Regions from separate parts of the Homo sapiens genome. Here region 1 is linked to region 2. The links are chromatin loops, found by intact Hi-C in ENCODE. Cell type or tissue: tibial artery. All regions are shown on one strand. Links, peaks and the distances in the headings refer to the core of each region. The heading gives the core; the rest is flanking DNA. Region 1 overlaps TLK2 (tousled like kinase 2). Region 2 holds the start of TLK2 (tousled like kinase 2).

The links. Hi-C counts contacts between places; a loop is a spot of excess contacts. Peaks named below come from ENCODE experiments on the same cell type or tissue, not always from the same donor. Only the 100,000 strongest peaks of a DNase experiment are listed, where the experiment ranks them.
Region 1: a loop joins it to region 2, with 10 times the contacts of the local background. A loop is called at or near these places in 2 of 110 quality-filtered maps.

Annotation. Positions count from the first base shown.
Region 1 is chr17:62,532,559-62,548,705 of GRCh38, reverse strand. TLK2 (tousled like kinase 2) reads right to left here. Exons shown (of 22, transcript NM_006852.6): 7 at 12,369-12,536. Among named protein-coding and RNA genes, the nearest start is that of TLK2, 62 kb to the right of the region's middle. RefSeq lists an enhancer at 2,745-3,245. In tibial artery, for the core only: no CTCF peak of the experiment used is centred there; no DNase peak of the experiment used is centred there.
Region 2 is chr17:62,464,650-62,480,796 of GRCh38, reverse strand. TLK2 (tousled like kinase 2) reads right to left here and starts at 1,972. Exons shown (of 22, transcript NM_006852.6): 1 at 1,507-1,972. RefSeq lists silencers at 1,208-1,597, 2,088-2,387, 2,568-2,707, 2,818-2,867 and an enhancer at 15,930-16,147. In tibial artery, for the core only: no CTCF peak of the experiment used is centred there; a DNase peak (open chromatin) is centred at 9,863; H3K27ac peaks cover 762 bases.

The DNA of each region.
Region 1 (16,147 bases), core at 2,868-10,867, 71 kb before region 2:
CAGATTTCTAGATATATGGTATATTGGTTTAAATATGCTTATATCTGATTCTAAGTTTTCTTCCAGCAAACTGAGGGTGTTAGAAAGTGATGTAGTGAGATATTTCTAAATTAAAGCTCACATAGGGCCGGGTGCAGTGGCTCATGCCTGTAATCCTGTCACTTTGGGAGGCCAAGACAGGCAGATCATGAGGTCAGGAGTTCAAGACCAGCCTGGCCAATATGGTGAAACCTCGTCTCTACTAAAAATATAAAAAATTAGCCAGGTGTGGTGGTGCGTGCCTGTAGTCCCAGCTACTTGGGAGGCTGAGGCAGGAGAATCGCTTGAACCTGGGAGGCAGAGGATGCAGTGAGTCGAGATCGTACCACTGCACTCCAGCCTGGGTGACAGAGTGAGACTCCAGCTCAAAAAAAAAATAAAAATAAAAAAGACACACACACACACACACACACACACACACACACATATATATATATATGGCCCAATGATAAGTAAAATGCAAAAGTAAACTGAGGAAGTAGGCAGTTAGGAAGTTCAAAGTGTGAGCACTTAACTTCCGTGGAATACCGTAAACAAAAAACAGTGTGCGCACTTTCCTTAACACCATGCTGCAGTATAAGCATTTCTGCTCCAATACACTAGAAGGGTAAAGAAAAGCCTCAAAAACTTAAAGCACATTCCAAAGGACTTTAATTACCCATAATGCAAGTTCTGAATATAATACAAACAATCAGATACCAACAGAGAAATAGAGAAGACAAAGGGGAATCATAGACTATCTAAGGTTACCATTTATTCCTATGCAGCAAATACACCCCTCCATTGGTTATTGATCATCAGCCTACCCGGGTCTGTCTGTGCTGGATAGAGATCTGCTTTTGGGAGTTGTAGGAATGGCTCTGTGTTGCCAGATCCCATAGAAGAGGGATCCAAAGGCCCTTTACAGATTTCTTGATATATGGTATATGGGTTTAAATATGCTTATTTCTGACTCTAAGTTGTCTTCCAGCAAACTAAGGGTGTTAGATGTTTCCAAATTAAAGCTTTCTGTAAAAATACACATATAAATAGCTCATTGATAAGTAAAAATGCAAAAGTTAACTGAGGACGTTGGCAGTTAGGAAATTCCTCAGTTGGGAAGCAGAAAATCCTCATGAAAATGAAAACAATGTTTTCAAAAGGTAAAAGGTACTACACAATATAGGGATCTCATGTGACAATGCTCAGATCCGTTAGAGAAAAAAATGCTGTAACTGATCATTCATTCAACATTAAATGTGACCCTCTGTGCCTGGTCCTGTGTTAAAATCTAGAAATGCCAAACTGGAAAACAAAGAGACTATGTTACCAAAAAGAAAAAAAAAAAAAATCCATGCCAACACCTAATCACTCTAATCCCTCATTCCACTAAGCTAAATACATTTTCAAGACAACCCCAACAGCACAAAAGGAAAAATCCAAGACGAAAAAACAATACCTAATCATAAGAGTTAAAAGATAATTCAATAAACAACTTTAAAAGTAAAGTATCAGTTTAGCACTTGATTTTCAATAGTTTATAGTATGAAATGACAAACTGCTTTGGTTCATTTCATAAACTGAAACTCTGCATTTAGATAACTGTATTAAAGGTTCTTAAGATGAAAAAAATAAAATAGGTTCAGAGAGGATCAAAAGTATACTGTAGCTACAAAAATTAAAAAAGTAAAGAACATGAATAATCAAATTGACAAAATAAGATTATCAAAGTTTAAAAATTTAATAGGTGGGTTAAATATCAAAATGGACACAGCTGAATACACAGCCAGTAACCTAAAAGACAATGTCAAGAAAATCTCCCAGAAGAGGCCGGGTGCGGTGTCTCATGCCTGTAATCCCAGCACTTTGGGAGGCCGAGACAGGTGGATCACCTGAGGTCAGGAGTTCGAGACCAGCCTGGCCAACATGGTGAAACCCCGTCTCTACTAAAAATATTTTTAAAAATTAGCTGGGTGTGGTGGTATGTGCCTATAGTCCCAATTACTCGGGAGGCTGAGGCAGAAGAATCGCTTGAACCTGGGTGGCAGAGGTTGCAGTGAGCCAAGATCACGCCACCGCACTCCAGCCTGGGTGACATGGTGAGACTCAGTCTCAAAAAAAAAAAAAAAGAAAGAAAAAGAAAATAAGAAAATCTCCCAGAAGATAAAACAAAAGGTTAAATGGAGCACAAAAGAAAAGAAACATGAATAGCACAGAGACCCTGAAACTATCTAATGGCTTTCTAGAGAAAAGAACAGAGGAAATGAAATAATCAAAGAAACAGTAAAACAAAATTTCTCTGAAATAAAAAACCCTTTTCATTATGTAAAAAAAAAAAAAAAACAATCAACAAACTCAAAATAGGGAACTTTCTCAGCCGGGTGCAGTGGCTCACGCCTATAATCGCAGTACTTTGGGAAGCCAAAGCGAGCTGATAGCTTGAGCTCAGGAGTTCCAGACCACCCTGGCCAACATAGCAAAACCCTGTCTCTACAAAAGAAATTAGGACATGGTGTGGTGGCTCATGACTGTAATCCCAGCATTCTGGGAGGCCAAGGCGGGCAGATCACTTGAGGTCAGGAGTTCAAGACCAGCCTGGCCAACATGGTGAAACTCTGTCTCTACTAAAGATACAAAAATTAGCCAGGCACAGTGGTGTGAGCCTGTAATCCTAGCTACTCAGAAGGCTGAGGCAGGAGAATTGCTTGAATCTGGGAAGCAGAGGTTGCACTGAACTGACATCCATGCCACTGCACTCCAGCCTCAGTGGCAAAGGAAGACTTTGCTCAACAAACAAACAAACAAACAAACAAAAAATCAGCCGGGCGTGGTGGCACACACCTGTAGTCCCAGCTATTTGGGGAGGCTGAGGTGGGAGGATGGCTTGAGCCCAAGCAGTTGAGGCTGTAGTGAGCCACAATTAGGCCACTGCACTCCAACAGCCTGGGTGACAAAATGAGACCCTGTCTTTAAACAACAACAACAACAACAACAAGAGGAACTTTGTTAACCTAAAAAATGACCACCTCTGAAAAACATACAGTAAACATGATACTTTTTCTCTTTTTTTTGAGACAGTCTCTCGTTCTGTCATCCAGGCTGGAGCGCAATGGCACAATCTCAGCTCACTGCAACCTCCGTCTCCTGGGTTCAAGCAATTCCCCTGCCTCAGCCTCCCAAATAACTGGGATTACAGGTGCACACCACCATGCCTGGCTAATGTAATATTTATTTTTAAAGACCTCATATTTTCCCTTAAAAATCATGAACAAGAAAGACAAGGATGTCCCAGAAAAACTGGATGATACCTTTTTAACTTTAGCTAATATGTTTACACACAGAATTTTCTTTACAATTAACGTTTTAAAACTTGCTTAAACCTTTAAAACAATCCCAGCACTTTAGGAAGCTGAGGTGAGTGAATCACAAGATCAGGAGTTCGAGACCAGCCTGGTCAACATGGTGAAACCATCTCTACTAAAAATACAAAAAAATTAGTTGGGCATAGTGGCAGGCACCTATAATCCCAGCTACTCGGGAGGCTGAGGCAGGAGAATCGCTTGAACCCGGGAGGCGGAGGTTGCAGTGAGCTGAGATCGCACCACTGCACTACAGCCTAGGCAAAAGAGCAAGACTCCATCATGACAGATCAACATACAAAAATCAATTGTATTTCTATACTCTAGCAATGAGCAATCTGAAAATAAAACTAAGAAAACTATTCCATTTGCAATAGCGTAAAAAGAATAAATACTTAGGAATAATTTTAACAAAAGAAATATAGGACTATATATTGCAAGTTGCAAAACATTGTTGAAAGAAATCAAAGGGTCCTAAATAGATATTTTGTGTTCATGGATTGAAAGACTTAATACTGTTAAAAAGGCAATACTTCTCAAATTGATCTACGGATTCAACACAATTGCTATCAAATCCTATCTGGTTTATTTATAGAAACTGAAAGGATGATCTTAAAAATCACAGGGAAATGCAACAGATCCCAAACAGCCAATACAATCTTGAAACCCAACAAAGTTGGAAGGCTTGCACTTCCCAATTTCAAGACTTATTACAAAGCTACAGTTATTCAGACAGTGTGGTCCTGGCATAAAGACAGGTGGTATGGTTTTTTCTGTGTCCCCACCCAAATCTCATGTTGAATTGTACTCCTCATATGTCAGGGGAAGGGTCTGGTGGGAGCTGATTGGATCACGAGGGCATATTTCCCCCTTGCTGTTCTCATGATAGTGAGTGAGTTCTCACGAGATCTGATGGTTTAAAAGTGCATGGCACTTTCCCCTTCACTCTCTCATTCTCTTTCCTGAGAAGAAGGTGCTTGCTTCTCCTTCACCTTCTCCCATGACTGTAAGCTTCCTGAGGCCTCCCAGTCATGCTTCCTGTTAAGCCTGCAGAACTATGAGTTAATTAAACCTCTTTTCTTCATAAATTACCCAGTCTCAGGTAGTTCTTTGTAGCAGTGTGAGAATGGGCTAATATAACAAAGATATAGATGGAGCAGATTTAGAGTCCATAAATAAACCTCTTGCTGTAAGTCAGTTCATTTTTGAAAACGGTGCCGACAGTTCAATGGTAAAAGCACAGTATTTTCAACAAATGGTGCTGGGACAATAGGATATACACATGCAAAAAAAATGAAGTTGGAACTCCTTCCTCATACCACACACAAAAATTAACACAAGATGGAAAAAAGACCTAAATATAAGAGCTAAAAGTATAGAACACATAGAAGAAAATATAAGAGTAAATTTTCTTGACTTTAGGTTAGGTGAAGCCTTGGCTACAACACTAAAAGCATAAGCAACAAAAGAAAAAAAACAGATAAATTGAACTTTTCTCAAAATTAAAAACTTCTGTACTTCACAGGACACCGTCAAGAAGTAAACTGACCACCCACAGAATAGAAAACCTTTGCCAATCATATAGTTGACAAAGATCTAATATTCAGAATATATAAAGAATGCTTAGAACTTAACAATAAAGGCAACACAATTTAAAAATGGGTAAAGGATTTGAATAGTGATCTCTCCAAAGAAGATGCACAAAAGCCCAATTAGCAAATGAAAAAATGCTCAACATCACCAGTTTTTTGGGGAATGCAAATCAAAACCACAATGAGATGCCACTTAACACCCACTAGGATGGCTATAATGAAAAAGAGAGACAATAGCAAGTACTGGCAAGGACATGGAGAAATTGGAATGTACTGCTGCGGGGAATGTAAAATGGTGCAGCTGCTGTGGAAGAGTCTGGCAGTTCCTCAAAAACAGTTACCATATGACCTGGCAATTTCACTCTCCAGCATATATCCAAAAGAAACGAAAACGTATGTCTACACAAAGTCTTATACATGAATGTTCATAGCAACATCATTCATAATAGCCAAGAAGTGGAAACAACCTAAATGTCCATCGACTGGTAAAAGGATAAAGCCGTGACCAACTGGCACCAAAAAAGAACGATTCTATTTACTGATGTACACCCATGAAAATCCATGAAGCCATGATAATCAAAGAGAAAGCTATTTGTCACAGCTATCAAACAACTCCCTACTTTAAAAGTTAAAAAAAAATTTAAAAGCCTCATTAGTAATTAAAAGGAAAGAACTAAGCATTTAGCCTGTCTTTCTAGAAATGTATGTCAGTGTAGAGCAACAGGCACAGATGATAAGAAAGTTCTATTTTATAGATGCTAATAGACATGTTATAATGCTAATTTCGCTATCTAGCAAAATGTTAACATGTTTTTTAAAAATGCCTATTTAACTATTTAGAGATAGGAGGTCAAGATTTCTGAATTGTATTTTAAAATACTTTGGCATAAAAAAAGCAAACTACCTTTTTAAAAAATCAAGTTTTGAAGAACATCTGCATAATGTTAAAAGACACAAGTTTTAAGGAAACAACAGACTTGCCATTAAGGGAAAAAAAGATCCAGTAGACCTTGACAACCAGAACTGTTTCAATCTAAACTAATTCAATGTCTCTCTTCTTTTCAGTGAGTCCAATAAAATCATTTGGTTTTGCAATGCCAAACAATGAAACAATCATAATATTGTAAATGTTCCTTCTTTTCAAGTCTTAGAATAATTTACAAAGCAGAAAAGACTCAATTGTAGTTAAAATAACAAACTAAATATCAAACACTCATACTGTAACAATAACTAAACAACTGAAAAAGAAAGAAAGACTGGGTGAAAGTTATGTTAAATTTGTCTTTCATAACGAGGAGTAAACAGATCTTACTTAAAGTTGATTAAATAAGGCCAGGTACAGTGGCTCAAGCCTCTAATCCCCACACTTTGAGAGGCCAAGGTAGGAGGATGGTTCAAGACCAGCCTAGGCAACACAGTGGGACCCTGTCTCCACCAATAAATAAATAAGATTAAATAAGGAACACATTATTTGACATTAAAATGGTAATCCTTAGAAAATCCAAAACACAAACTGTTAACAGTAGTTATCTCTCTGAGAAATCCAAGGGAAGAATTTTACGCTTCTCCATCTCCTCAATTTCTTGCGGGTCATGTGCATGTTCTATTTTCATAATTTAGGAAACTATTTGCTTATGATTTTCCCTGACAACATTCTCACCAATAGAAGAGGAAATGACCTTTTTCTAATCCCTCTACATCTCCCTTCTTACTGGATCTTTATGTATGTTGTAATGCCATAAAGTTAAAAGTGAGAGGTCAGCTCAGATATCTTATTCTCTAGCCTGATATATATTGTCTTTGTACAAACAGATAGTCTTCATACTGGGAGCTAGTGTGGTGGTACAGAATGAGCACTAGACTGTGAGTCCAAATACTAATTTTTTTTTTTCTTTGAGACTGAGTCTCACTTTGTCACCCAGGCTGGAGTGCAGTGGTGCAATCTCTAGCTGCAGCTACTGTGGTGCACTCTAGTTGCAGCTACTCTGGAAACTGAGGCAAGAGAATTGCTTGAACCCAGAAGTTCCAAGGCTATAGTATGCTATAATGCTATGATTGCACCTGTAAATAGCCACCGTACCCCAGCCTGGGCAACATAGCGAGACCTCTCTCTTAAAAATAAAACCTCAAATTTCCTATGTTAAAACATAGAATTATGTAATAATTTTAAACATTTAAAAGATCAAATTCTTAATATTCTGCCACCTGCTATTTTTATCAACACATATTTAGAAATCTTTCATTGGTGTATATACAGCTACCTCACTTCTTTTGCCAGCTGTATAGCATTCCACTGTACAAATATATTACGATTCATTTAACCAGTCCTTCTATAAAGAATGCTTTTACTAACTCATGCAACATATAATTACACTGAGTGCCTATTAGAGCAGGTCCCGTTCTGGGCATTAGAGATACACAAGTGAACAAAGCAAAGTCCTTGACCTGATGGAGCTTACATTCCAGTGGGGGGAAGTCAGACAAAAGTCCATCATAGTACGTCAGCTGGTGTAGACTAAGGAGAAAAACAACGCAGGGCCTAGGAGCTCAGTAACAGGTGGGATGGGTGGGGAGAAGTTGCTATTTTATAGTGTGGCCAGGGTAGGCCTCTCTAATAGGGTAAATATAAGCAGAAACCAGAGGGAACTGAGAGAGCAGGGCATGATGATATATGGGTGAAGAATGTTAGGGCAAAGGCAACAGCCAACGCAAAGGCCCCGAGGTGAGAGCATCACTGAGAGAGAGTATTTGAGAAAACAAGGTGGCTAGCGTGCATGGAATCTGATGAGAAAGGTAGATGGTAGTAAAACATGTCAGGGTGGAGGAAAACAAACCATGCAGGGCCACTTTAAGGACTTTTCGACAGGGGAGTGGCATGACTGGACTTACGTTTCAACACAATCACTCTGCTTTGTTAAGAACAGATTAAAAGAAAACAAAGATCAAAGCAATGGGTCCAGTTATCTCAGTGGGAGACAATGGTTTAAGTTGGAGTGGCAGTAGTGAAGAGAATTAGAAGTGGTAAAATTCTGAACACAGGCCAGATGCAGTGGCTCATGCCTGTAATCCCAGCACTTTGGGAGGCCAAGGCGGGTGGATCACCTGAGGTTAGGAGTTCAAGACCAGCCTGGCCAACATGGTGAAACCCTATCTCTACTAAAAATACAAAAATCAGCTGGGTATGGTGGTACGCGCCTGTAATCCCAGTTACTTGGGAGGCTGAGGCAGGAGAACCGGCTTGAACCTGGGAGGTGGAAGTTGCAGTGAGCCCAGATTGCACTCCAGCCTGGGTAACAACGCAAGACTCTGTCTCAAAAAAAAAAAAAAAAAAAAAAATTCTGAACATATTTTGAAGGTAAAATCAATAAGCTTTACTGATAGATTTGGATTTGGCATATAATATAAAAAGAAGAGAAAGACAAGAATGACTCCAAGGATTTTAGCTGTAACAATTAGAAGGAGAAAAGTTGACAGTTATTGAGATGTAGAAGGCTGTGGAAGTCAGGCACGGTGGCCCACACCTAAAATCCCAGCACTTTGGGAGGCCAAACTGGGAGGATTACTTGAGTTCAGGTGTTCAAGAACAGCCTAGGTAACACACTAATACTCTGTCTCTATTAAAAAAAAAAAAAAAAAAGAAAAGAAAGAAAGAAGAAGAAAGAAGAAAGGAGAAAGAAGAAGAGGAAGAGGAGGAGGAGGAGGAGGAGAAAGGCAGCTGTAGGAGAAATGGGTTTCGGGTGGGGAACAGAAGGAAGAGTTCAGTTTTGAACATGTTACATTTGACATGTTTGTTAGACATAGAAAGGAAATGACTGGAGGCAACTGACACAGGCCTGAAATTCAGGGCAGAGCCCTGGCTAGACGCATAAACTTGGAAGTCCTCTGCACATAGGAGTTAAATTTTAGTAACAAAGGAACTAGATGAGATTAAGAAGGCTGGGTGTGGTGGCTCCCGTCTGTAATCCCAGAACTTTGGGGAGGCCGAGGCGGGAGGATCACTTGAGGTCAGGAGTTTGAGACCATAGAGGTCAGGAGTTGACCATGTTGCCTGGCCAACATGGCAATACTCTGTCTCTACTAAAAACAAAAATCAGCCAGGCGTGGTAGCCAACGCCTGTACTCCCAGCTACTTGGGAGGCTGAGGTGGGGAAATCGCTTGAGCCCAGGAGATGGAGGTTGGAGTGAGCTGAGATTGCACCACTGCACTCCAGCCTGGGCAACAGAGTGAGACCCTGTCTCAATTGAAAAAAAAAAAAAAAAAAAGAGAGGGAGGTTAAGAAGAAAATGAAGGTAGATAAATGAGTCTGAAGACAGAGCCCTGGAACACTCTAATGTTCAGAGATAGAGAATGTGAGGAAAAATCAAGAGTGGAAGCCGAGTGAAAGACCGTATGCTTAGAGAAGAAAGAAGTGATCAATAGTTGCTAATGAATTACGTCAGATGAGGTCTGATGCGAAGGTCATATCCTCTGAAATACTGGAAGGGAAACTGCTTCCAGATTTTTTGCAACAATAAACAATACCTCAATAAATATCTTTGTGTAATTTTATGGGAATGGAATTTCTGGACCCAAGGATATGTAAACTTAACATTGAGATACATTACCAAGTTGTCCACATGACTTCAACAATTTATAGACAGAATAAAACTGAATATATCTCTAAACTATCACCTACACCAAGAACTATCAAACTTATTAATCCTTGCCAATTTGCTAGGTCAAAAATGTTATCTTGTTTTATTTTGCACTTCTCTATGGCCAAAATTGAGCATTATTTCATGTTATTAGCCACTTGCCTTCTTTTCAAAAACAGTCTTTGCCTACTTTTCTAAGAATCTGCTTTCCTTTGCTGATTTACACTTGTATATTAATACTAACCCTTTTACTATTTTCTTTCCTTATACTACTAAGCTTATATGCTGGCTGGTACTGCTGAGAAGCAAAGAGAAACAAAACTGTACCAGAGCATTTAGACTTTTGGTTTTCATACTGTTTCCATGTTCCTTCTTCATACATGATCATTTTGTTACTAGTCTCTGCCACCTCTTTCCACATGAGAACAACACGGCTATAGCATCTGCTACTCCTCTGATAACGGAGTGCGTCAGCTGATAGGACTAAGTAGGTGGTCCTTCACGTGCATCCACCACAAGCCTACATACCATACTTTTTACAGAAGATGGAAAGGGGAACAAGTTCTTGCTGACCAAATCTTGTGTATTTAACTATGCTCATTACACAGTGGGCACTCAGTACGTATTTGTGGAGTAAACAAACAGAATTCCTCTCAAGTGAAAAAGAGGTCATTTTAATGCCTTAAAAATGACCAAAAGACAAATAACTCCCTAATTATCCAAGGTTTTTTCTGGAAAAGTAAGATCCAAGATAAAGATTTAACAAAGGCCAGGCGCGGTGGCTCATGCCTGTAATCCCAGCACTTTGGGAGGCTGAGGCGGGCGGATCACGAGGTCAGGAGATCGAGACCATCCTGGCTAACATGGTGAAACCCCATCTCTAATAAAAATACAAAAAATTAGCCAGGCGTGGTGGCGGGTGCCTGTAGTCCCAGCTACTCGGGAGGCTGAGGCAGGAGAATGGCGTGAACCCGAGAGGCAGAGCTTGCAGTGAGCCAAGATCAGGCCACTGCACTCCAGACTGGGCGACAGAACCAGACTCCATCTCAAAAAAAAAAAAAAAAAAAACAAAGATTTAACAAAAGTAAGTGTATGATAAACATTAACAATCTCGAAATGTGTGAATGACACACATACATTCTTTAGAACAATACTATAGCATACTGCATTCTCAAAGGAACTATTCCATACTGCTGTCAGTCCCTCTCACAATATTATATAGGTCAATTCTCCCATTTTTAAAGTATGTATATTTCCTTTGTTACCTGGGGATAGGATATACTGTCTTCACACAAGAAGTTTCCCCATTCCTTTGATGATTAAAGATCAAAACACTTCTAACATTAAACACTGAAATAAAAGTGAGCTCTACATACATTTAAGTAAGATTAATAAAAACAAGTAAGATAATGATTTATCTGTTTATTCCAGTACAGAGTGGTGAAAAGCCAGAGCCTATCCCAGGCAGCTCAGGGTGCAAGCAGAAACCAGACCTGGACAGGAAGCCATTCTGTTGCACACACACACCTACACTCACTCAGACTGGGACTCCGTAGACACACCAGTGAACCTAATGCACACATCTCTGGGATACAGGAGGAAACCAGAGTGCCCTAAGAAAACCCACACAGACATGGAGAAAACACGCAAACTCCACACAGACAGTGGCGTCAGCTCACAGTGTCTAATTAACACTATCACGAAACCATGTTGAATGAAATGACGTTATTCAAGGAGCGTTGTATCTCTTTCTTAAGGTAAAGCTATCATAACTATAAGAAAACATTCCATATCATGCACAATAGTTTCCTATCTGGTTAACTGTTTTATTATTTCTATTTCCTTTCCTTAAGACAACCACCATTTTCAGCACCTTTTTGAACACAGTTGGTGGAGTGTGGATTGGAGACTTATAGACACCACAGGATAAATAAACAGGAAACTTAAATTATAACTGGACAAAATGAACCAGTAAGAGGGACAAAATCTGGATGAGTGGTGACTTAGTTGTGAAAGATGCCCCTGAAAGTGGAATAGGAATACGGCGACGGGGCTTTCTGTTACTCTGGCACCCTTGGCAACAAACAGGTGACCTGGCAGGGCCCAAAAACCAGGAAAAGTAACATTTGGTTCAAATTGCACTCATAGCGCCTTATGAAATGAGGTCAAACTTTCATAATACTCAAATTCTTGTTCTTCAAAGATAGAGAAAGAAGTAAGCTGAAAGGAGCGAACAGGTAGCCAAATATTCCTGAGAAAGGTTAAGTGTACCAACACTCTGAAGGGGTGAGAAAGCAAGTGTGTACATAGCCCAAATACTACACGGGGTAAATGACCAGTAACTTGCTGTGAGAATGCCTGCCTACATACTAAAACTGTACTGACTTGAGTATTAACTTACATAGATGATGGCTGGAACTCGGAGACTCTATTTTTAATTATATCTTGGTTACTAATGGAATTTGATCTGTATTTTCTTCTTTGTCAATCTAAGATTATGCTTTCCTTCCTTCCCATTGTGGGTTCAGGCTTTGACAAAGCAGTCTCCCTCAGGAGCTTGAACCAAGGGAGACTGGGAAAAACACAATATATTTAGAAGTGATGTAGAATTAGACATGTTTGGGAATGATGATAAGGGGAGATCACATTTTAAAAAAAAGTATTAGAAATGTCCCTATCTCTCTATCAAAATAATTAATCCAACCTCATCAAGGAGCACTAGGGCAATGGAAAGGATATGAATTAACTTAGGCTTTGTACTCACTGAAACAAAAGTGAAGCAGAGGCCAGCTCCCCTTTGCGCCAGCTGCTCTGTGTCAAGCCGAGGTTTTGCTAGCATCACTGACATGAGGGTTGGCAGAGCAGACTGCTCCTCCGTTGCCTCCTTTGCAGCACTGCCATCTAAACCATAGAGGGGCTGTTCTACTCGTCGCTGGAAAACAGTAAAGAAACACACAAATGACATGAGAAAGATAATCTGATACTGCCCAAACATGCAACGGGTTAAAAACAGTTATCAAATATAAGATGAATGGTTTATTTAAAAAGGCCTCTCTAAAAATAATTATGGAGAGCATACCAACATTATCATTGTATTATAACCTATCTAAAAATGTGACTATCTTACTCAAATTCTTTGACATTATATTTTAATGGTTCTATATTTATGAGAGTCTGAATTTACATGTTACTTTGTAGAATTCTACAAATCAACTTCATAATGCCCTCAACCCTACACAGGAAATATTATTTCTATCCTGTAGGTAAATGAAAATTAAGACATTGTCCCATGACTTTTTTTTCTTTTTTCTTTTTTCTTTTTTTTTTGAGATGGAGTTTCATTCTTGTTGCCCAGGCTGGAGTGCAATGGAGAGTCTCTGCTCTCACTGCATGCAACCTCTGTCTCCTGGGTTCAAGCGATTCTCCTGTCTCAGCCTCCCAAGTAGCTGGGATTACAGGTGCCTGCCACCACGCCTGGCTAATTTTTTTGTATTTTTAGTAGAGACGGGGTTTCACCATGTTGGCCAGGCTGGTCTCGAACTCCTGACCTCAGGTGATCTGCCCGCCTCAGCCTCCCAAAGTGCTGGGATTACAGGCATGAGCCACCGTGCCTGGCCTGTCACGTGACTTTATAGGTGAAGCTTATTTCACTCTCAATTCTGTTCTTGCTGTACTATATTTAGATGCAAAAATCTAAAATAAATGCAAGCAAAACAAGTTCCACAGTATACTAAAAGGATAATACATCACAATTACGCATAACTCACTCCAGAAACCTAAAAATGATTCAACATTAGCAAATCTACTAATGTAATTCATTACATTAACTTTAGGGAGGGATAAATTAAGATTCTTCCTGTTGGATACCAAAAAGGATACACACACTGTTAGGCAACTCTTAAAAGACTGGAATTGGCAAGGCACAATGGCTCATGCCTGTAATCCCAGTACTTTGGGAGGCCAAGGCAGGCGGATCACTTGAAGTCAGGAGTTCAAGACCAGCCTGGCCAACGTGGTGAAACCCATCTCTATTAAAAATACAAAAATTATCCAGGCGTGGTCGTGGGCACCTGTAATCCAAGATACTCGGGAGGCTAAGGCAGAAGAATTGCTTAAACCCAGGAGGCGGAAGTTGCAGTGAGCCCAGATTGCGCCACTGCACTCCAGCCTGGGTAACAGAGAGCGACTCTATCTCCAAAAAAAAAAAAAAAAAAAAAAAAGACTGGAATTATCCACTTTTAATGCAATGAAGAGTATGTTTTTCAAAAATTAAAATATCATAATTAATGGTGCTAAGACTGGAGACCCTTTCAATTAAAGCTAGAAAACAAGACAAAAGTAACACATTCTCATATTAAACGTTATTATGAAAGTTTTAGCCAATGTAAAAAAGAAAAAAATGAAGTAAAAATATTAGAAATTAAAGATTTTTAGTGTCATTTTTGGATGATATAACCATTCACAAAGGAAACCAAGCAAATCAATGGAAAAATTACTATAACAATTAAAAGGAGCTCAGTAAGATGGCCAAATACAAAATAAATACACTAAAATTGATAGCTTCCCCAACTGATTTTAATCAGAGCATGTAACAGAAGGAAAAGCAGATTCAAAGTAGCAAACAAAAATCTGTAAAATACTTGAAAGCAAACTTAAGAAACATGCAGAACACCTTTGAAGAAAAACTATACAGCTTCACAGATGAATATAAAAGATGATCTAAGTTAAACGGTAATATCATGTTCCTGGGTTCAGATTCTACAAACATCAAATTTCTCTAAAACCCAAGTTTAATGTTTTAAATTTTGTGTTTGGCCTTTTTCTCTTCCAAGGGGTAGTCTTATGGTGGTATAGTGGTCATCTAGGTTCTCTCTCATGCTTTCTTGGGCAGTTGTTTTTGTAGAATTTCACAATAAATTCTAAGGTTCACTTAAAAAAATAATCATAATCAGCCACATAATTTTTGAGAAAAAGTATCAGGGAAACTTGACCGGATAGTGAAACATACTACAATGTTACATTAACTAAAACAGTATCATACAGATACAGAAGCAGACAGATTGACCAGTGGCACAGAATACAGAATTCAGAAACAGATCTATATAATATAGATATATAAGTTGTGATTAATGTGCATTTCATATTAGCGGGAACTTATTAAAAAGATGGTAGGACGTTTGTGCAGATATTAGAAAAAAAGGGAAAAGAAGATTCCTACCTTTTATCATATATAAAAAATTACAAGAAGAAAAAATAAACAAATGCTTTTAGAATTTTCTAGTGGTAAAGGACTTTTTAAACATGACATTAAAAATATAAACCATGGGCGGGGCACAGTGGCTCATGCCTGTAATCCCAGCACTTTGGGAGGCCGCGATGGGCAAATCACTTGAGGTCAGGAGTTTGAGACCAGCCTGGCCAACGTGGCAAAACCCTGCCTCTACTAAAAATACAAAAATTAGCTGGGCATGGTGGCACATGCCTGTAGTCCCAGCTACTCGGGAAGCTGAGGCATGAGAATCACTTGAACGCGGGAGGCAGAGGCTGCAGTGAACCAAGATCACACCACTGCACTCCAGCCTGGGCTACACAGCAAGACCCTGTCTCAAAAAAAAAAAAAAATTACACACACACACACAGACACACACACACTGGGCTACACAGCAAGACCCTGTCTCAAAAAAAAAAAAAATTACACACACACACACAGACACACACACACACACACACACACCCCGTATAGGAATACACCATATGGGAACATCTAAGAATAAGACAAATCCCATAAGTCATAAAGGAAAAACACTGATAAATTTAACTACTTCAATTTTTTTGCATCTGAATGGTAAAAGTCAACATAAAGTTAAAAGACAAGATTACAAACAAGCAAAAATATTTACAATATAACAAATTAATAATATAAATAATTTATTAAATCTTAATAAATAATGCTTTACCTATCAGTAAAACAAAAACCAAAACACACAAGTATTTCAAAAGAGACATATGCAAAGGACCTGAACAAGCATTAAAAGAGAAATCCAAAAGGCCATTAAACATATGATGTTTAATATACATAACTAATGAACAAATGCAAGTTAAAACAAGGTATTTTTCTTTATGCCAAAGGTTACAATGATAAAATTCAGTATTATTAGCAGGGTGTGAAAAAATTGGTACTCTCAAACTGCTAATAACCTTCTAGCAATTTATGTGATGACATTTTTAAATGATCATATTCTGACCTGGGAATTACTATTAGGGGATTTATCTAGGAAAAATGCGTAAGTTAATAAGTATGTATAAGGATGTTCATTGCAGCACTATTTATAGATATAAATGCTTACAAGATACTGGTTAAATAAACTAATACAATGGAAATAAGAAAACCTATTATATAAACATACATGTATATCTCAAAAAGTCTAGAAATATTTGCCCACCATACTCTCTAATAACAGTTCTTTTGGAGGGAACTTTCTATTTCACCATTTCTGAATTGTTGAACTTTCATAATCTGCATGAATAAAGGAAATAATTTTC
Region 2 (16,147 bases), core at 5,536-13,535:
AGAACTAGCCTGCAAAAAGAAAATTCCTTCTATCAGCCTTAATCTAGCTAAGTATCTTCAGATATTTATTTCCCACTCAGGAAGTAGTCCTTAAACTAAAAATATGAATCATTGACAATAATTTCAAAAGAATATAGGATGAATCAGAAGCTACAAATAACTGCAAAATCACTATTATACAGCTCCTGTCTCTGAAGAGCTCACAGTAGCTCATGAGAAAAGGAATTATTTTAAATTTAATAGAGAGCCCACGGTAAAACCATCCACCTCCATTCACTCAGTAAATTAATATAGCTCCATAACAATCCCTTTAAAAAATCTTTTTCTGACCACTCCCTGCAGTAGTTTTCTCTTGATTCTGGACATCTGCTTTTAGCCCTTCTTCCAAGCAGGGAGGGGCAGGAGGACACCATTTTTAAACTTCCATAACCAATTAATGCACAGGCTACTTTCAGCAAATATGTTCATCCTTTGCAAGAGACCAACTCCTACACGACCCATTTAAAACCTCTCTTTAATATTAACAGTGGAAAAGAAACATATTACATAGAACCCCTTCGAACACATTATTAAGTAGTTGGAATGGTTGGTGTGATTTTAAAGTTACTGAAAAGATGAATCGAACATTCTCCTCTGCAATCCAACAACTCTACAATCTCCAGTAACAACCCCCTTACAAGTCCTTCAGTTTCATTTCCCTTCCTGGATTGAGAGCCTGGGGCAAAGGGGAATGAAAAGGTGACAAATTAAAGTTTCACCCACACATGCAAGTGCAGGTTAGAGAGAGAATTAGGAAATTCTCAGAAAGGTTGAAATGCATCTTTACAAAAAGAAAAAGAAGGAAAAAAAAGAGACTGGGAGAATGAGTTTCCCCCGTGGCCTTCCTCGCGTCTTGCCCTGCCCTAATCGAGGTCGGAATGGCAAAGGTTGCAGTCTCTCCCAAACCCCAAGGTCTCTCGCAACACTTCCCAAACCTCCATCCCCAGGCCCGGCCCGGAAAATGACGCCCCGGCGGTTATTCCGTTTAATGTCAACTCATGTTAAGGAAATAGCCACTCCGTCTAATTCCAGCGGGGCCTTGGACTGGGATCCTCCCTGCAGCCCACAGCCGGGAAGCAGGAGCGATGGGGCCTGGTCCCGGCGCCCCTCGCCGGCTCCAAACTTTCCCCAACTCCAGGCCCACCTGTCACGGAGGAAGGGAGGGCCGGCTCTCGGGGGCGCCCGGGAGGCTGCCGAGGCCTCCAGCTGCCTGGGGGCCCCCGTCTCTCCTCCGGCCGCCGGCCCCAATCCCAGGCCGGGGCCGCCTGGGCCTCCCCCATCTTCTGCCCGGCCCCTCAGCGACCCGCAGCCCTCAGGGAGCCCCTCCCGCCTCAGCGCCCAGGAGCTGCGGTCCGGAGCCGGCCCCGAGCTGGGCCCAGGTCGCAGGCTCCTCAGGCCAAAGGGGTCCCCAGGACGGTTAATGCCCCAGGCCTGGAGTCCTCCCCCGCCCGGGGCTCAGCCTCTCACCTGCCGCCGCCGCCGCCGCCGCTCCACGCTCCTCCCGGGAGGGGCCCCGACCCGACCCGGCTGCGGACCGCTCCGCTCTCCCCCTGGGCAGGCCCGGGGCGGAGCCGGGGCCTCTCCTGAGCGCCGCAACCCCCCGCCCGGGCAGCCGCCGCCGGCGCCGGGCTCCACGAGAGGGCGGGCGGGGGAGGGGGGGCACGAAGGCCGCAGATCCCCGGGCTCGCGTACAGAGCCAGGCGCCCGACGCGGGCCCGGGCCCGGGCGGCCGCGGGGGGCGCGGGACCGGCCTCCTGGCGCCGGACAAAGGCCAAGGGAGGCGCAGGAGGGCCCAGGCCGGGCCAGGAGGTGGGGGCCCGCTCGGCTGGGGGCCACTCGGGTGCGGCGCGGAGGGCGGGGGGGTCGGAACCGCTGGTGCCCAGGACCCGCCTCCGGCCCCTTAATCCGGATCGGTTCGGTCCGGATTAGTAGTGATCGGTGTAAACACACTAGTGAAACCGCGTGTTTCCTCGCGAGATTTGCACGGCTGGGAGGCGGGGGGGGTCCTGGGGGGGTGGGGGAAGCGCCGACAGTGGGGGAGCAGGGGGAGGGGACGAGGAAGGTGGGGGGGGGTCCCCGCTGCCCCGGCGCCCCGCCTTCTCCAATCAGCGGCCGCGCTGCCGGGCAGGGGTTAACCAGGGGACCCCGCGCCGGCGGAGGAAGCCGCGCCTCGCCGGACGGCTGAGGGCGGGCGACGGGCGGCGCCGGCTGACGGGCCGCAACGCGAGGGGAGGTCCGGCGGCCCGGGGCGCCCTGCGACTGCCCGAGGCCGGAGGCCCGGAGGACCCGCCGCCGCCTTTGTGTCGCCGGCCCCCGCCCCGCTGGACTGGCCCGGGCCGGGGCGGTTGGGCCGGCGCTGAAGGGGCTTGGCCGCCCGGGTCCACCCGTTCCCGGATCCGCCTCGCCGGCCCCCGCGCCCGCCCAACCCCTGCCCAGCCCCTCGGCTCCGCGAGTTTGGGTGAGAAGTGCGGCGGCTTTTCCCAGGGATGGAGTTTAGAGGACGCTAATCCTATGTGTGAGCGGCGGACCCCGCCCGGACTTCCCGGAGGCGCCCGGTTAGTGAGGCGACGGCGCCCACCCGCGTTCGCGGGCTCCCGGCCGCCACTCCCCGGAGCCGCCGGCCCGCCCCAGCCCCGCGCGTCGCCCGGGAGGGCGGGCTGCACTCCCTCCACGTACCTGGCTGGCAGAGCGTCTCCAGGGACAAAAGGTGCCCTGGGATCAAAGCCGAGCCCCCGCCCCCGCGGGGATGCTGCCCTCCGGAAGGAGGGGCGCTGCCCCCAAGGTACTCTCCCCGGGCACCCAGGGGGAGGTTCCATTTCAACCTCCGATGAAAAACACGGCCCTCCCGGGTACTTAGGAGGGTCTGAGGGTAAGTGCCAAGATGGAGAAAACACGCCGGCCCCTCACAGAGTATCTCCTGAGGAATGAGAACTATCTAGCGGGCAAGGAGGGCTTCCTGCATAGCAGAGGGCACCCCCTCTGATCCCCCAAGGCCAAGGGAAAAAAATCACTCTTCACCGGCGCCCCTGAGCCAGGACAGGCTCCAGTGCAGCCACCCACCTTATAATTTTCCGCGGATGCTGCCTTGATCAGATGTCTGAAGATGACTTTAAGGACTACAAGCAAATCTCAAGGGAAAAATTCAGACCTTGAACAACAGCCTTGAACTTTTTCAGGGTTAGACAAGTACTCCCCAGTGGAGTTTCTGCCCTTATTTCTTCGTTCTTCTCTTAATTCTTCCATATTTTAACAGAACACAGACCTGCCGAAACGACACAGGATGGCTCTTTGCTTTTTGTTAGTTCTCCAACCTTCCAAACCCTTGGGGCACATGCAAGCACTGTGGAAAAACTTCATTAAACCAAGAGTCATCTTACTCCAGATCCCAGACTGCTTGGGAAGTTGGACATGCATATTCCCAAAGAGAACAGTGTTGGAAGAAGACAGGAGAGCAGCTCGCGGGTTGGGGGTAGAGGGTAGGAAAAGAGGGCAAGATGGAGGACTACCACTCGAGGCCAGCCTCCACTGCCTGTTAGGGCGGTAGAACCTAAGAGCCGGTCCAAGGCAACACAAAAGACAGTGAGGCTAGGTCTTTAATTGCAGCCAACGATCAAGAAAGCAACTCCATCAAATGACACTGTCTTTTTAAAAAAAATTTTTTTTTTTTGAGACAGAGTCTCGCTCTGTCGCCCAGGCTGGAGTGCAGTGGTGCGATCTTGGCTCACTGCAACCTCTGCCACCCGGGTTCAAGCAGTTCTCCCTGCCTCAGCCTCCTGAGTAGCCGGGATTACAGGCACGCGCTACCAGGCCCGGCTAATTTTTTTTTTTTTTCTTTTTTGGTAGAATCGAGGTTTTGCCATGTTGGCCACGTTGGTCTCGAATTCCTGACCTCAGTTGATCCGCCCATCTCAGCCTCCCAAAGTGCTGGGATTTCAAGCGTTAGCCACCGCACTCGACCAAATGACACTGTCTTAAATGATTTAATGTCTTAAATCGGGAAAGGAGAGTAAGAGAAAGCACTCAATGGAGTCAGAGGTGTCTTGCAGCCTAGCTCTTTCCACAGACAAGCCACATGGGCCTATCATCTAACCTTTTCAAACTTCTCCAACTGCTTCTGTGATGGAGGGATTTGGGCTAGAGGATCTTTTTATTTTATTTTATTTTATTTTATTTTGGTGACAGAGTCTCACACTGTCGCCCGGGCTGAAGTGCAGTGGCACAATCTCAGCTTGCTGCAACCTCTTTCTCCTGGGTTCATGCGATTCTCCCGCCTCAGCCTCCCAACTAGCTGGGATTACAGGCGCACACCACCACACCTGGCTTATTTTTTGTGTTTTTAGTAGAGACGGAGTTTCACTATGTTGGCCAGACTGGTCTCGAACTCCTGACCTCGTGATCCGCCCACCTCGGCCTCCCAAAGTGCTGTGATTACAGGCATGAGCCACCGCGCCTGGCCGATGATCCCATTTTTCAAAGTAGGCTGGGTGCGGTAGCTCACGCCTGTAATCCCAGCACTCTGGGAGGCTAAGGCGGGTGGATCACTTGAGGCCAGCAGTTCGAGACCAGCCTGGCCAACATGGTGAAACCCCGTGTCTACTAAAAATACAAAAATTAGCTCGGCATAGTGGTACGTACCTGTACTTTCAGCTACTTGGGAGGTTGAGACAGGAGAATTTTGCTTGAACCCAGGAGGCGGAGGTTGCAGTGAGCCAAGATGGCACCACTGCACTCCATTCTGGGTGACAGAGTGAGACCCTGTCTCAAAAATAATGATAATAAAATAAAAGTAATTATTTAAGGCTGGGAGCGGTGGCTCACGCCTGTAATCACAGCATTTTGGGAGGCCGAGGCGGTGGATCATGAGGTCAGGAGGTCGAGACCATCCTGTCTTAACACGGTGAAACCCTGTCTCTACTAAAAATACAAAAAAATTAGCCAGGCGTGGTGGCGGGCGCCTGTAGTCCCAGCTACTCGGGAGGCTAAGGCAGGAGAATCGCTTGAACCCAGGAGGCGGAGGTTGCAGTGAGCCGAGATCACACCACTGCACTCCAGCCTGGGTGACAGAGCGAGACTCCGTCTCAAAAAAAATAATTATTATTTAAAATAATCATTGGGCCTGGCGCGGTGGCTCACACCTGTAATCCTAGCACTTTGGGAGGCCAAGGCGGGTGGATCACGAGGTCAGGAGATTGAGATCCAGCCTGGCCAACATGGTGAAACCCCATCTCTGCTAAAAATATTTTTTAAATTAGCTGAGCGTGGTGGTGGGCACCTGTAATCCCAGCTAGTCGGGAGACTGAGGCAGGAGAATCGCTTGAACCTGGGAGTCGAAGGTTGCAGTGAGCCGAGGTCGTGCCACTGCAGTCCACCTGGCCAACACAGCAGGCCTCTCTCTAAAATAATAATTATTATTATTGTTATTCTTGACAGGCCAGTGTAGAACAGGTGGGGCATCTGTGGTATGACAGAACTGGGTTCCAATTCTGTCCCTTCACCTGTCCCAGGTTCCTCATCTGAAAACTGTGACCCAGTAAACCTAATTTCATGAGCAGCTTTCATTAAAATTGAAATAATGTTGGAAAATGCCTTGTAACCGTGCTTGATATAGAGTAGTTACTTAGCCAGTTATTTCCTCTCTTCTTCCAATTCCTAACAAAATGGAAAAACGTTTGGTTGCTAGGAAAGAGCTCTAAGGGGATTTTGTTGTTGTTTGAGACAAAGTTTGGCTCTATCGCCCAGGATGGAGTGCAATGGCACAATCTCTGCTCACTGCAACCTCCGCCATAGACAGGAGCCAAGCATAGTGGCGTGCACCTGTCTGTAGTTCCAGCCTCTTAGGAGGCTGAGGCAGGAGGGTTGCTTGAGGCCAGGAGTTTGAGTCTAGCTTGGGCAATATATTGAAACCTTGTCTCTTAAAAAAAAAAAAAAAAGAGGCCAGGTGTAGTGGCTCACGCCTGTAATCCCAGCACATTGGGAGGCCGAGGCAGTGGATCACTTGACCCCAGGAGTTGGAGACCAGCCTGGGCAACATGCAAACTTCCGTCTTCTAGGCCGGGCGCGGTGGCTCAACACCTGTAATACCAGCACTTTGGTAGGCCGAGGCGGGCAGATCACGAGGTCAGGAGATCGAGACCATCCTGGCTAAGGTGAAACCCAGTCTCTACTAAAAATAAAAAAAAAATTAGCCGGGTGTGGTGGCTGGCACCTGTAGTCCCGGCTACTTGGGAGGCTGAGGCAGGAGAATGGCATGAACCCAGGAGGTGGAGCTTGCAGTAAGCCGAGACCGCACCACTGCACTCCAGCCCAGGCAACAGAGCTAGACGCCCTCTCAAATAAAAGTAAATAAATAAATAAAATTATGTCATTAAAAAAAAATACAGGGCCGGGCGCGGTGGCTCATGCTTGTAATCCCAGCACTTTGGGAGGGTGAAGCGGGTGAATCACGAGGTCAGGAGATGGAGAGCATCCTGGCTAACACAGTGAAACCCCGTCTCTACTAAAAATACAAAAAATTAGCCGGGCAAGGCAGCGTGTGTCTGTAGTCCCAGCTGCTGGGGAGGCTGAGGCAGGAGAATGGCATGAACCCAGGAGGCAGAGCTTGCAGTGAGCCAAGATCCCGCCACTGCACTCCAGCCTGGGCGACAGAGCGAGACTCGGTCTCAAAAAATAATAATTAACAAAAAAAAATACAAAAGTTAGATGCGCATGTTGCCATATGCTCGTGGTCCCAGCTACTCGGCAAGCTGAGGTTGGGAGATCACTTGAGCCCAGAAGGTGGAGGTTGCAGTGAGCTGAGAACCCACCATTGTACTCCAGCCTGCGTGTCAGTGAGATTCTGTCTCAAAAAAAAGAAAAGAAAAAAAATCTAGGCTATGCTCCCTAGTATGGGAAATCTAGTCTAGTCATTTGGCAGAATCAGGCTTTGCGGGCCATATTGTCTCTGTCGTAACTACCAACTCTGCTGGTTAAAAGGGAAGTAGCCACAAACAATGTCTGAATGATGGATTATGGCTGTGTTCCAATAAAACTTTATTTGCAAAAACAGGTTGCTGGTTGCAAGGTAGTTTTCCAACCTCTACGTGATTCTCAGACTTTAGGTTGCATCATAATCACCTGGAGGGCTTGTTCAAACGCAGATTGCTGGGCCCCACCCCCAGAATTTTTTATTCAGCCAGTCTGGGGTGGGGCTGATATTTGTATGTCTAACAACTTTCCAGGTGAGGCTGGTTGATGATGGTCTGGAAACCACTTTGAAAACCTCTGAAGCTTTTCTCAACTCCCTTTGTGTACCTAAAACACTTTATCCCTACTGTAGATGTAGTATTTAGCGTGTTATATTAGTTTAGTGATTGGTGTGTGGGTCTCTGGGAGCCTTTCTGAATCACCTCCCTAGCCTAGTGCCTGACAATAGCAATTTGCTCCCCATTCATTGACTGAACTGAAACCAGAGGGTCATGGTCATCATCATTGTTCCAAGCCATAGATAGAAGATGAAGTCACCACCCCCGATCTCAGAGCTCATCAGAGTAGAGCTTGGGCTGGACTATGCCCTTCTCTGCAGTGAGCAGTTTTCTCTGTGGAGCTCTGCAACCTGGAGCCAGCCCTGCCTGGGGTAAGAGGAAAAAGGACTCCTTCCCCCCAGCCCCACAGCCTGTACGCAAACACACCAGGAGACATGACCTGCTCAGAGGAGACCTGGAACCAAGGGAATAAAATGAGAGTGGGTTGGGGGCTTGGCTGTTTGTTATTTTTTTGCTTGTAAGTGGACAATTTGTGGTGTGGTGTGTGAATTTGGGGTCTTAAATCCAGATAGCTGTCTGCTGTGGACAGCCACTGTTTCTGAATTACAGGGCATTTCAAGTGACCTGTGGTCAGGATGTTTTCTCTCAGATCAGGCAAAATCAATTGGTCCTGATAATAACCAGGGGAGTTGTACTTTCCCTATCTTGAGTAGAAGACACAGCTCCCAGGTCCACCTGTCTCTCCTGACTGCCCACCTCCTGGCTTTTTTTTTTTTTTTGAGACGGGGTCTTGCTCCGTCGCCTAGGCTGGAGTGCAGTGGTGCGATCTCAGCTCACTGCAACCTGGGCCTCCTGGATTCAAGAGATTCTCCTGCTTCAGCCTAGCAAGGAGCTGGGATTACAGACGCGTGCCACCTCGCCCAGCTAATTTTTTTTATTTTTAGTAGAGACGGGGTTTCACCGTGTTAGCCAGGATGCTCTCGATCTCCCGACCTCGTGATCCACCCACCTTGGCCTCCCAAAGTGCTGGGATTACAGGCATGAGCCACCGTGCCCGGCCAGCCTCCTGGCTTTTATCCTGGGGGCACTGCAAGTAGAGCCAGGCATGTGGCCCATGCATCCTTCCCAGCCTCTCTTTCCTGCTGGGCATGGAGGAGGAGGCACTGCCAGGAGCTCCCCACAGACAGGCGCTGCTTACTAATGGGTTGGCTGCAAACTGTAGGCATAACAGTTACCTTCCTCTTCACGACCCCTAGGCCTGACGAGGCTTACACAGGAATTTCTTTGATTTGTGAAGTCTTAAGACTATACTGCTGGGCGCGGTGGCTCACGCCTGTAATCCCAGCACTTTGGGAGGCTGAGGCAGGCGGATCACGAGGTCAGGAGATCAAGACCATCCTGGCTAACACGGTGAAACCCCGTCTCTACTAAAAACACAAAAAATTAGCCGGACATGGTGGGGGGGCGCCTGTAGTCCCAGCTACTTGGGAGGCTGAGGCAGGAGAATGGCACGAACCCAGGAGGCAGAACTTGCAGTGAGCCGAAATCACACCACTGCACTCTGCACTCCAGCCTAGGCGACAGAGTAAGACTCTGTCTAAAAAAAAAAAAAAAAAAAAAAAAAAAAAGACTATACTACCTAATCTTCCATGCCTCGCTCTTTCCACGTTAATAGACAAAACCAGGAAAAAGGACTGCTCCCCCTCCTGCTCTTGACTGGGCTCCATAAGAACTGCCAAAAGGCCAGGCAGTATTTGCTACTCTTCTGGGGTTCACTTCTGAAAGGTGCGACCCTGCAACCTAGAGCACAGGGAAGTTAGGACAGCAGAGGAGCCGGGCCGAGCCGACGCTGGCTTAGAACTCTTTCTGATACTCCCTGTTCCCGCCAGCTCGTTAGCCCAGCCTGCCAATCAGTTTTGCATCAATAAACTTTATGTTCTGAGGTTGGCCAGATGAATGAGAGGAGAGCAGCTAAAGACTGATCTCTGACCTTGGCACATAAACAGCCTCCAGATTGGACTTGACAGTTAATAAAGGAAAGGCCCTGCAATTCTCTGATGCCTTTTTGCCTTAATTAGATTGAGCATTCAAAGGCTATGGGGAAATCTTCCATTTGAAGAGAAAAACCTCACAAGACAGGAAGTCACTTCACTCATTCATTCTTTCAGACTGTCAATCATTCGGTCTACAGTCACTGGCATTTGTCAAATGCCCTATTACCTGTGCTCAGCACTATGCTAACTGCTTTTGAGTCGAGTGGCTGCAAGAATTCCAGAAGTCCATGCCGTGCTCTTCTGGAAGACTGCACAGCCAGGCAGTCAAGAGCACAAGCTTCAGTTTAACATATCTGAGCTCAAATCCTGATTCTGCCATGTGACTTTTGGCAAGTTACTTAAACTCTCTGCCTTTAGTTTCCTCTTGGAGTAAATAATACCAACCTCCACAGGCTGTCATCAAGGCCAAATGAGACCATCTGTGTAAAGTGGGCAGCACAGAGCCTGGTGCTTGGCAGATGCCTGGTGGCCATGAACATGACAGTGCCTGCACCTGGCTGAACTGTCAGGCCGAGAAGCTTCCCTTCCTTCCCTCTCTCCCCTCCCCCATTCCTGGCATGCTGCCAGTCACTGGGGAGCTGGTGATGACTCACAATCCCTGCCCTCAGTGATATTATAAATCTATTGTTGGCCGAGCACTGTGGCACAACGCTTGTAATCCCAGCACTTTGGGAGGCTGAGGCAGAAGGATCACTTGAGGCCAGAAGTTTGAGACCAGCCTGGGCAACATACCAAGATCCCGTCTCTACCGAAAATTTAAAAATTAGCCAGGCATGGTGGTGTGCACCTGTAGTCCTAGCTACTTGGGAGTTGGGAGGCTAAGGCAGAAGGATCGTTTGAGCCTCGCAGTTCAGGGTTACGGCCTGGGTGAAAGAGGGAGACCCTGTCCCTTTAAAAATAAAAATAAAAAAAAACTATTGGCCAGGCACTATTGGCTCATGCCTGTAATACCAGGACTTTGGGAGGCTGAGGCAGGTGGATCACTTGAGGCCTGGAGTTCAAGACCAGCCTGGCCAACAGGGTGAAACCCTGTCTCTACTAATAATACAAAAAATTAGCCAGGCGTGGTGGCACATGCCTATAATCCCAGCTACTCAGGAGGCTGAGGCAGGAGAATTGCTTGAACCTGGGAGGCAGAAGTTGCAGTGAGCCGAGATCACACTGCTGTACTCCAGCATGGACAACAGTGGGAGACTCCCTCTCAAACGTGCACACACACACACACACACACACACACACACACACACACACCAAAAAACAGGACGGCCGGGCACAGTGGCTCATGCCTGTAATCCCAGCACTTTGGGAGGCCAAGGTGGGCAGATCATGAGGTCAGGAGTTTGAGACCAGCCTGGCCAATATGGTGAAACCCCGACTCTATTAAAAATACAAAAATTAGCCAGGCATCATGGCACGTGCCAATAGTCCCAGCTACTTGGGAGGCTGAGGCAGAAAAATCGCTTGAACCTGGGAGGTGGGAGGTTGCAGTGAGCGGAGATCGTGCCACTGCACTCCAGCCTGGGCAACAGAGTGAGACTCAGTCTCAAAAAAAAAAAAAAAAAAAATTCCCTGAACCCTTTCATGCTATATTTGCTCGCACATACAGGTTTCTTCAGTGTTAACCGTGTTCATCACATTGATGTGCTGTTTCACTTCATGCTGTGTGATGTGAACTTCGGCCAGAGCAAGGAGAAAGCAGTATATACTCTGAAAAGGACCCCGCACCGTGTTCACCCAAACAGCACCTCGTCATGCATCTCAGAGCCCTCGGCCTCTGGGCCACCTCCTCACTCCCCCAGGGGTGCTCTGAAGCCTTAAACAGTCTGCTTTTCTTTTTCTTTTCTTTCTTTCTTTCTTTTTTTTTTTTTAACAGAGTCTCGCTCTTGTTGCCCAGGCTGGAGTGCAGTGGTGTGATCTTGGCTCACCACAACCTCTGCCTCCCGGGTTCAAGCGATTCTCCTGCCTCAGCCTCCCGAGTAGCTGGGATTACAAGCATGCGCCAGGGATTACACGCCTGGCTAATTTTGTAGTTTTAGTAGAGATGGGGTTTCTCCATGTTGGTCAGGCTGGTCTCCAACTCCCGACCTCAGGTGATCCACCTGCCTCAGCCTCCCAAAGTGCTGGGATTACAGGTGTGAGCCACCACACCCGCCTCTCTTTTTTTTTCTTTTTTCTTTCTCTTTTTTTTTTTTTTTTTTTGAGAAGGATTCTCGCTCTGTCACCCAGACTGGAGTGCAGTGGCGAGATCTGGGCTCACTGCAACCTCCACCTCCCGGGTTCAGGCGATTCTCCTGCCTCAGCCCTCTGAGTAGCTGAGACTACAGGTGCCCACCACCACGCCCACCTAATTTTTTGTATTTTTAGTAAAGACGGAGTTTCACCGTGTTAGCCGGATGGTCTCACTCTCCTAACCTCATGATGTGCCTGCCTCGGCCTCCCAAAGTGCTGGGATTATAGGCGTGAGCCACCATGCCTGGCCAGCAGTCTGCCTTTCACGTGCCTCTTTGTATTTATTGGTTTTTTTGTTTTTTTTTTTGGAGACAGAGTCTCAGTCTGTCGCTCAGGATGCTGGAGTGCAGTGGCACAATCTTGGCTCACTGCAGTCTCTGCCTCCCAGGTTCAAGCAATTCTCCTGCCTTGGCCTCCTGAGTAGCTGGGACTACAGGCACACGCCACCACACCCGGCTAATTTTTGTATTTTTATTAGATACAGGGTTTCGCCATATTGGTCATGCTGGTCTCGAACTCCTGACCTCAGGTGATCTGCCCACCTCAACCTCCCCAAGTGCTGGGATTACAGGCATGAGCCACCATGCCTGGCCTTCTTGTATTTATTGGTTTTAATCCTCAATTAGAAACGTCTTAGGCAATTGTCTAGTTTTTACTAGCTATCTTTAATTCTTTTTTTTTTTTTAAGTGAAATGAAGTTTATTAAGTAAGTAAAGGAATAAAAGAATGGCTACTCTGCCAGGTGCAGTGGCTCACGCCGGTAATCCCAGCACTTTGGGAGGCCAAGGCGGGTGGATCACTAGGTTAGGAGTTCAAGACAAGCCTGGCCAAGATGGTGAAACCTCGTCTCTGCTAAAAATACAAAAATTAGCCAGACGTGGTAGTGGCGCATGCCTGTAATCCCAGCTACATGGGAGGCTGAGGCAGAGAATCGCTTGAACCTGGGAGGCGGAGGTTGCAGTAAGCCGAGATCGCGCTATTGCACTCCAGCCTGGGTGACAAGAGCAAAACTCCGTCTCAAAAAAAAAAAAAAAAAAAGGAATGGTTACTCCATAGGCAGAGCAGCCACTATCCTTAATTCTTAAATAACCCAGGCTCGTGCTATTCAGTATATGCTTCCCATCACTTCCTAAAGGGACCATGAGCGTACTGGAGTTCAGAGTCCTTTGAGATCTCCTAGTTCAATCTCCTCATGTTACAGATGGAGAAACTGAGTCTTGGAGGTGTGGGGACTTAATCTTTCCTCTTGTCTCCCTCCCTAAACCAATAAACAATCTTCACCCAGATCGTCAACACAAACCCACAAATCCCACCAGTTTTTCCCTGCGGGAACCTCCCCATTGCTCTCCTGGCCCTTCTTAGCAGAGAGCCCCATATCCTACGTAGAGTACAGAGGGGAAGTCATCAGACAGGAAAGCCCCCCACCAAGTTGCCCATCTGACGTGTGGCTGCCCCACACTGGGCAAAGGCCACCCTCCAGGCCCTCACTCTGGGCCATCCACCTGCTCCTCCAGGATTCTGCCCTGCACCTCTCACCCCTGGCTGACATAATCACCTTCTCCTCCTCCCTTCCATGAGCATTGCTTTCAACACACATTTATGCTCCCATTCTTCAAAAAATTTCTCAATTGTATGAAACTTTCTCTTGACCCTGCTAGTCACCCTTCCTTTTTGTAATTAAAATTTAAAAAAAATTTTTTTTGAGGCGGAGTCTCACTGTCGCCCAGGCTGGAGTGCAGTGGCCCGATCTTGGTTCACTACACGCTCTGCCTCCCGGGTTCACACCATTCTCCTGCCTCAGCCTCCCGAGTAGCTGGGACTACAGGCGCCCACCACCATGCCCAGCTAATTTTTTGTATTTTTAGTAGAGACGGGGTTTCACTGTGTTAGGATGGTCTCAATCTCCTGACCTCATGATCTGCCTGCCTCGGCCTCTCAAACTGCTGGGATTACAGGCGTGAGCCACCGCGCCTGGCCTCTTTTTTTTTTTTTTTTTTTTTTTTTGAGACAGATTCTCGCTCTGTTGCCGAGGCTGGAGTGCAATGGTGTGATCCTGGCTCGCCGCAACCTCCACCTCCTGGGTTCAAGCTATTCTCCTGCCTCAGCCTCCTGAGTAGCTGGGATTACAGGCACCTGCCACCACGCCCGGCTAATTTTTGTATTTTTATTAGAGACAGGGTTTCACCATGCTGGCCAGGCTGGTCTTGAACTCCCGACCTCAGGTGATCCGCCCACCTCGGCCTCCCAAAGTGCTGGGATTACAGGCGTGAGCCACCGTGCCCGGCAAGCCCGGCTAATTTTTGTATTTTTAGTAGAGATGGGGTTTCACCATGTTGGCCAGGCTGGTCTTGAACTCTTGACCTCAAGTGATCTGCCGGCCTCGACCTTCCAAAGTGCTGGGATGACAGGCGTAAGCCACCGCACCCAACTTAGTTTTTTTTTGGAGACAGGTTCTCAGTCTGTCATCTAGTCTGGAGTGCAATGGCAAGATCTAGCTCACTGCAACCTCCGCCTCCTGTGTTCAAGCTACTCTCCTGCCTCAGCCTCCGGAGTAGCTGGGATTACAGGCAGGCGCCCGCCACCACGCCCAGCTAATTTATTTATTTATTTATTTAAATTTTTTGAGACGGAGTTTTGCTCTTGTTGCCCAGGCTGGAGTGCAATGGCGCAATCTCAGCTCACTGCAACCTCCGCCTCCTGGGTTTCAAGTGATTCTCCTGGCTCAGCCTCCCACGTAGCTGGGATTACAGGCATGCACCACCACACCCGGCTAATTTTTTGTATTTTTAGTAGAGACGGGGTTTCACCATGTCAGCCAGGCTGGTCTTGAACTCCTGACCTCAGGTGATCCACCCGCCTCGGCCTCCCAAAGTGCTGGGATTACAGGAGTGAGCCACTGCACCCGGCTGCACCCAACTTTGTAAGGAAATAATTAAGCTGAAAGAGGAGTTGAAAAAATATTAAAATATTCTTCACCTAGATTTTTCCAATTAGCATTTTGCCATCTGTGCTTTCTCTGTGTATGGGGTATGTGTTTAATTTTTTGTTATTGTTGGAGCACTGGAAAGTTTCAAGTATCTACTCTTTCTGCCCTAAATACTACAATGTGTGTCTCCTACAGTTTCTCTCTTACCACACACCATTATCACACACAACAAATTCAGAGCTGCTATATATTATCTAATACAGGCCAGGCGTGGTGGCTCACGCCTGTAATCCCAGCACTTTAGGAGGCTGAGGCTGGAGAATCACTTCCTGAGCCCAGGAAGTTGAGGCTGCAGTGAGCTCCCTGCACTCCATCCTGCATGCCAGAGTGAGACCTTGTCTCAACAAAAAAAGGTATTATCTAATATGGAGTCCATTTTCCAATTTCCCCATTTGCCCCCAAAATGTCCTATATAGCTATTTTTTTAAGTATAAATATTTTTTATTTCAGAGATAGGGTCTTGCTCTGTCACCCAGGCTGGAATGCAGTGGTGCAATTGTAGCTCACCCACAGCCTCAACGTCCTGGGCTCAAGCCATCCTCCTGCCTCGGCCTCCGAGTAGCTGGGACTATACCCGGCTCATAGCTGTTTTTTAATCCAGAGCCCAGGCAGGGATGAGATGAGGCCAGGCACTGGTGATCATGCTGTTTTACTCTTCCTTCCCATCCCAATTTGGCTTCCAGATTCCTCCCTCCACCCAGAGGGCTCTGGTCAAAGTCAGGAGCCACTTGCATTACCAGATCTAAAGGATCCTTCTCGCTGGGCGCGGTGGCTCACGCCTGTAATGCCAGCATTTTGGGAGGGCGGAACACCTGAGGTCAGGAGTTAGAGACCAGCCTGGCCAACATGGCGAAACCCCATCTCCACTAAAAATGCAAAAATTAACTGGGCATGGTGGGCGCCTGTAATCCCAGCTATTCAGGAGGCTGAGGTAGGAGAATCACTTGAATCTGGGAGGTGGAGGTTGCAGTGGGCTGAGATGGCACCATTGCACTCCAGCCTGGCCAACAAGAGTGAAACTCCATCTCAAAAAAGAAAAAAAAAAGAAAGAAAGAATCCTTCTCTATCTTGTCTTCATTCTCTGTCTTCAGCAGGGACTCAACAAGGGCAGTTTCCTCTGAGTTTCTGGTTCACAGCACATTCCCATTTCCTCCCTAACTCAGAGATTTGTGGCTTCAAACACCAGTTGTGCACTGATGCCACCCACACTTCCAGCATCCAGGGGCGTCCAGCCCTGACCTGTGTCCCCCACTCCAGACTGACATGTTCCACTGCCTTCTCCACACTTCCATGTGTGTGTGCCATGGGTACCTCAATGGGTCTGAACAGAAGTCTTCATGTCTTCCCTTCTTCCCCAGCTCAGGAGCAGAACAGCACGACCATCACCACCATTTATCCTTGATAACAGCCTTTCCTTTCCCCCTCCAGCCCCTCCACCCACAGGTCCTCTTGGACCCACCTGTCTCCATCCTCACCTACATCGCTGAAGCCTGGCCCCCCATTCAGAGTCCAGAAGTATCCAGGGCCCTCCATGTGGCTCTCAGCTCTTGCCCCACCTCCACAGTACACTTTCCACAGTGCTAATCTCTTTAAAATGT